Regions from separate parts of the Homo sapiens genome. Here region 1 is linked to region 2. A link is an interaction called in ENCODE POLR2A ChIA-PET data of the cell type or tissue named here. Cell type or tissue: CD4-positive, alpha-beta T cell. All regions are shown on one strand. Each heading gives the region's core, and the rest is flanking DNA. Links, peaks and the distances in the headings are about the cores only.

Evidence for each region. ChIA-PET counts read pairs that join two places held together with the same protein. Peaks named below come from ENCODE experiments on the same cell type or tissue, not always from the same donor. Only the 100,000 strongest peaks of a DNase experiment are listed, where the experiment ranks them.
Region 1: POLR2A ChIA-PET joins it to region 2 with 6 read pairs; 4 of 35 experiments call an interaction of 5 or more read pairs at or near these places.

The regions. Positions count from the first base shown.
Region 1 is chr3:71,319,702-71,322,623 of GRCh38, reverse strand. All of the region lies in intron 4 of FOXP1 (forkhead box P1), which reads left to right. Among named protein-coding and RNA genes, the nearest start is that of FOXP1-AS1, 31 kb to the right of the region's middle. In CD4-positive, alpha-beta T cell, for the core only: no CTCF peak of the experiment used is centred there; no DNase peak of the experiment used is centred there.
Region 2 is chr3:71,449,563-71,452,484 of GRCh38, reverse strand. The region is part of intron 3 of FOXP1 (forkhead box P1); the gene reads left to right. Among named protein-coding and RNA genes, the nearest start is that of MIR1284, 91 kb to the left of the region's middle. In CD4-positive, alpha-beta T cell, for the core only: no CTCF peak of the experiment used is centred there; a DNase peak (open chromatin) is centred at 1,143; H3K27ac peaks cover 1,166 bases.

The DNA of each region.
Region 1 (2,922 bases), core at 119-2,618, 130 kb after region 2:
TTGATGACAGTGCACCTTTGCATGTGTGCCTCGCTCCACCTGGCTCCTGTTTTCTGTCCTATAAAAATGAAGCCTACCATCCTTCAAAGGTACTGGCTCCATGAGAAAACCTCTTCTGCTGCCAGTTTGTCACCTATCACAGTAGGTTAAAATGTACCTACACACTGTACTTTTTTCTCTAGACCTGAGCTGTCCCATAGAACTTTCTGCAGTGATGAAAATGTTCTATATCTACACTATCCACTATGATAGCTGATTGCCACATGTGGCTTTTGACACTGGAAATATGACTGGTGCAATTGAGGAACTGAATTTTTAGTTATATTTAGTTTTAATTTATTTAAACTTAAAAGCCACATGTGGCTAATGACTACTGTTTTTCATAGCCCAGATGTTGATATGAGCTTCTTGAGGGCAGCGGCCTAGTTTTATTCATGTTTTTATTCCATATAGTACAGAATGGTGTTCCCTAAAGTCTGCTAAACAACGGAATGAATGATGTAAGAGTTGTATCAAAAATTTTCATCTTTTGTAGTTTATACACCTCTCTACACATATACAAATAAAAATCCTGCTTATGAGTATAACACATATTCTCACATCTGACACACAGATCTCATTACCCCATTTTCCCGATGAAGAAAGTGAAGATCAGCAAAGTTAAGTGACGCAGGCAACTTTATAATCATGAAAAATAACATTGAGGCTGGGCACAGTGGCTCACGCCTGTAATCCCAGCACTTTGGGAGGCCGAGGCAGGCGGATCACAGGTCAGGAGATCAAGACCATCCTGGCTAACATGATGAAACCTTGTCTACTAAAAATACAAAAAAAATTAGCCAGGTGTGGTGGTGCACACTTGTAGTCCCAGCTACTTGGGAGGCTGAGGCAGGAGAGTTACTTGAACCTGGGAGGCAGAGGTTGCAGTGAGAGGAGATCGCACCACTGCACTCCGGCCTGGGCAACAGAGTGAGTCTCCATCTCAAAAAAAAAAAAGAAAAAAGAAAGAAAAATAAGATTGAATTATGCCTGCCAGTTACTTTAATTACATTGTGAGCACGAAATTTCTTTTGATATTCTAGTTGTGGGTCTCTGAAAACCTGAACCCCAGAGAAAATGTCTATAGTCTTATGTGTTATATATAGCCCATGTGGCCATCTCACGTTTCCAGAAGTTGGCTTTTATTCCATGGTCACTTAAATGACACCATTTCTTGAGTCTGGGGCTATGGCTGGCTCATACCAGATTTCTTGTCTTCATTACCAAATCTGCCAAGGGTTAGAGGTCACTGGTTTGTCCCATGACAACTCTTTCTTCCACACTGTTTTGAAGGCCAACTGCGAAGTTTGATTTTGTCAAAGTGGGAAGCGTGATATCATTAAAGCTGAAGTTAAGCAGACCACAGCCCAAGAGAGGGAATGGCACTAAGGCTCATCTGAGACCTTAATGCAAAATCGTCTTACTATCTGAAAGCGTTTTTTTTCCTTTTTTTTTTTTTTTTTGGTACAGTCTAAATTAGGACACTGTTAGTAGCGGGAGGGTAATTAGGGGTGCATAGTGAATCTCAATTCTTATTTATAAGAAGTCGACTTGATTAAATTCTTATAGCTTCCTTGCTCATTCTATTTCCTTTGCACTGTATCATAAACAATAAGATGATTTTACTTCAAGGGAACGGAAGAGTTTTTGTTCAAATTATATCTCAGTCATTCACATAAATATCAGCTGTGACACATTTCTTATATCTTCAGAGGTATGAACAAATACTATGCAGACTTGATTTGCTTGGCCGCGTGTTGCTGAACCATTGTAGTAGGGAGAGGAACAAAGATGGAGAAGAGCTGATTTTATGAAGGAACCAAAGAAGGAAAAATTGTTGCCGTTAACGTTGTTTACTGAAATTCATCAGCTTTTACTTTATTCATTCAAGATTTATTAAGTGCCTTTTGTAGACTGGGATAGAGCTTAGCAAGAGAAATGATTGATTAAATAGACCATTATAATAAAATGGAGTCATGCCTGTATTAGGACAAGTACTGTGTACAAAGGGAATAGATAACAGGGACATTGATCTAAAGGGAGGTTAGGGAGGACTTCTTGGAGGAAGTGGTATTTGTGCCTGAGTTATATGGGATGTGTGGGATTTCTTAGGTGAAAGAGGGCAGAGCAATACGGTGGTAGGCTAGATCTGTGCAGCGGCTTAGAGACAAGACTGTACAGGGTGTGTATGTGAGTGTCTGTCCGTGGTAGAATGGTGGTTCCAGAGCCGCAAAAAAAGTGCAAGCAGAGGACCAAGCAGCGGCTAACATCCAGCACAGCCTTTTGAATACCTCTAGATGCTTCCCCTTGGCCTTCCGGGCCTTAGAAAGCTAAGAAATTGTTCAGCTGGGATGGGATGTGCGTGGGTAAGCATGCAACGTTAAGCATCCATGTCAATGTTGAGATGCGTCCTAATGTCAAAAATATTAAGGTGTGACTGGGGAAGCTGTCTGGGAATTGATGGAACGTTGTACATTCACATTTTGCAAGATGAGTTTGTCTTCCCCGTGGGTAGGTTTGAGGAGAGCAAAACCAAAGGCAGGAAAGAGCCTTCACAAGGGAATTGCAGAGTCGTGGGAGGCACCCTTGTGTGGGCCGGCAAGTGTTGGTCAGGGTGAAGGAAAGAGAATGGAGTGGATGTCATTGTTGGATGTGGTGGAGGAGTCAAATGTGCCTCCAGAGTGTTTGGCCCCATTGGCTAGGCGTGTGGTGGTAGCATTCACTGAGGGAAGGCCCAAGGAAGAAGAACCAGATTGGCGGAGAAGAGGGTGCTGAAGAAGGTTGTAGATCATGGAGAGCCAATGTTACAGGCAGACTGCTTGGAAATGGGAACTGTTTGAGAAGAAGGGAGGGTGCACTCTGCCAAATGCAGCCTATGGATCA
Region 2 (2,922 bases), core at 175-2,674:
TGCCAGTTCCAAATTGTCCCTATCTTGCCTTGCTGGCTCTTTGAGTTGCCACGTCATTAGAAAATAAGGTATCATTGTACGTGAATCACCTGGTTTTCTAGGTTGTTACCTATAAACATAGCTGCAACAGAATAAATACCTTTCCATTTCCCCCTCTTGGCATGGGGGCTGACTTAATAATTAAACTCCTGAGTATTTAGTCTTGAGACTAATTTCTGTAGTCTGAAAGAGGTTTCTGTATGTTAGAGCTTTTCATGATCCCTTTAAAGTTCCTTTTGATGATATTGTTTCCAAAGATGCAGAGTGGTAGGTATTAGAAATGGATATACATTCACCTTTTGGGGGCTCCGAGAGTGATTAATTTTAGAGACGTCGCCAGTAAATATTTGGCAATGACATGTACGTCTTTACCCTCCTGGCGCTGACTTTTGTCACAGAGAAGTGTGGGGCCACCTGCACAGGAGATGCATGTCTTCATAAATGAGAGAGGCAGGTTTCTTTTTCTTGAAACACTGCACTCTAGGAAGTTATTGTTTTACCTGTAGAATTACTAGCCCAGAGGTAGCCTGGAGTTAGCACACACATTTTTATTTGGGGCTTTAACAGTTCTTCTAGCAAGACCTTTTTCCTGTTTAATAACTAAGTAATTTAACACCTACACAAATGAGACCCAGTTTGCTTTCCTTTTTGGTTCTAGTATTTTCTACACATTTTTCATTTCGCTTAAAAATAGGGGATGGCCACTTGATGTGTTTGTCCCAGTGTTGAAAATATGGTGTATCCCTAAAGCTATTTTCACTGTCACTCTGCCTGATGTTAGCCTATCGAAGCATTTGACTACTGGTACTTTAATTACTGTATTGTTCATCAGGTTAAATTGTATTTAATTGGCTTTGTATTTTGTCTTTTTGTTTCAATGAAAGGATTACTGGGGGTGTTAAAAAAAAAACTCATTTAAATGAAGCTTCATCATCTAAAACACATACGAAAATTCTTTAAGATGTCTTTTATTCCAGATCTCTTTATCTTCCTTCACAAGCTTTCTGAGAATAAGTAGTGCATGTTGAGGTTTATCTTCGCTTTTATGTGCTCTAGCCACTTGCTTAACATTGAGCACATTTGAGTTGCATTTCATCGGGCTTTCACAATCCTTTTATAAAGGGACTGATCTGTTAACATCACCCTCTTTAGATCTAGCAGACAGGATGTTCTTCCATACAAAGAAGTGCTCACAGTCTTTCTGGCCGGCCAGTAAGTGAATGATTTCAGGCCTGGTGGGCAATACTTGTGTCCATGCGTAACACAGCCCAACCACAGTAGTAGGCAGCTGCATGTAATTTTGAACTCCACTCATTGAACTGTAATAAAACAATATAAGCACTGCTTGGGGGGAAGATTGGATGCAGTTATCCTTACACAAGGCTCAGGCATATGAAAGCAGTGCTGGCTGACAAGAGGATTTTGAGATTTGATTTTGATTGAATTGCAGAATTGAACAGGCCAGGAATGTCAGTGGAAGGCTAAACGCCTGTAGTGCCATAAAGTTTTATTCATGTGAGGCTTTCCAATATCAAGTAGATGGATTATTGGAAAAGGTGTCAAGGGACATGAAATGGAAGTGCCCAAAACATAAAATGTAGGCAGGAGGGAGAAATTACTTCTTGCTTAGTATATATAATTAGGTCTTCAAAAAAAAAAAGAATATTCCATAAAATTGTTTATTCTTCCCTCTTTAAATTAAAAAAATGACCAACTCATCTTATCACTTACTACTTATTTTATGCCATCACAAGAAACAGTATTTAGACAGGAGCTTGTCCTATGCCATTCTTCAGTTTTGTTCGAAATTAACATAGGCTTTCTTTAAGAGAAAGGGCAGGGTGAACCAAGAATATCACAGTACACTAGACATTAGGAACTATTATGTTCAGAAACAAGAGCAAGCCATGTGTTCACACATCCTAACACACTGACTTATTTCGTAGCTTGGTAATGCATACAAAATCGTACACAAATTTGCATCGGACAGCTGAGATCAAAATTTCTGTGGCATTAGAGAGTGGCATTCACTGGCAACGAGCTTGTCATTCTGCAGTGAAGTTATGAAGAAGGTTGAGCTGGGGAGGGCGAAGTTCATTGTCGTCCCATTCCTTATCAGTATGTAGAGTTTCTGTTCTGATAGCAGGTGAAGTACATCTAAAAATTGCCAGCATGGAGGTACAGAAACACCTGTAGTTTTTTAGTTGTGAATCTATTTGTTTAGCATTTCTAACCAAAGTAGTTTCAGTTAAATCATTGAAATTAGGAACATAAACACATTGACTCTAATACGCAGGTGTGATTTTTCTTTGTCTTCCACCTACCTCTTCTAATGTCTTATGTATTTAGAAACCTGTTTATTTGTAAATGAGGCTTTGTGAGGTTAAAGTGGAAAACTTCAGAAGGAAATTTTAAAGGACTTATGTTTATAAAGCCCCTTTTCCTTTTTAATGCTCAATTCGTAGACATGTTGGGAAAGAAATTTCATGCCTTATGACTGAAGTCACCTCTCTGAGATTTTTTAAACTTTTATTTACCTCGTATTTCATAGACCTATGTGAGATTGTATTTAGTTATACTTTGTTATGGTTTAGCTTTTCTAAAAATAAACTTTGTGAATATTTATCTAATGAAACAATGATTCATTTATAAACAGCCCCTTAAAAAAGAATTCCTCAATTCGAGTGGTCAGATTGCATGATCAGTAAGTGACCCCTATTCATTTTACATTGCACCCCTTTCTTCCATAGGGTTTACATGGGCAAAAATTATATCTGAGAATAGGATTTTCTGCTGCTTGTAGAATTAATCCCTGTTTGTATGGGAGAGGACAAGAAAAGGTTGTTGAGGGCTGATGAAAGGAAACCCTCACAAAGTTGCAAA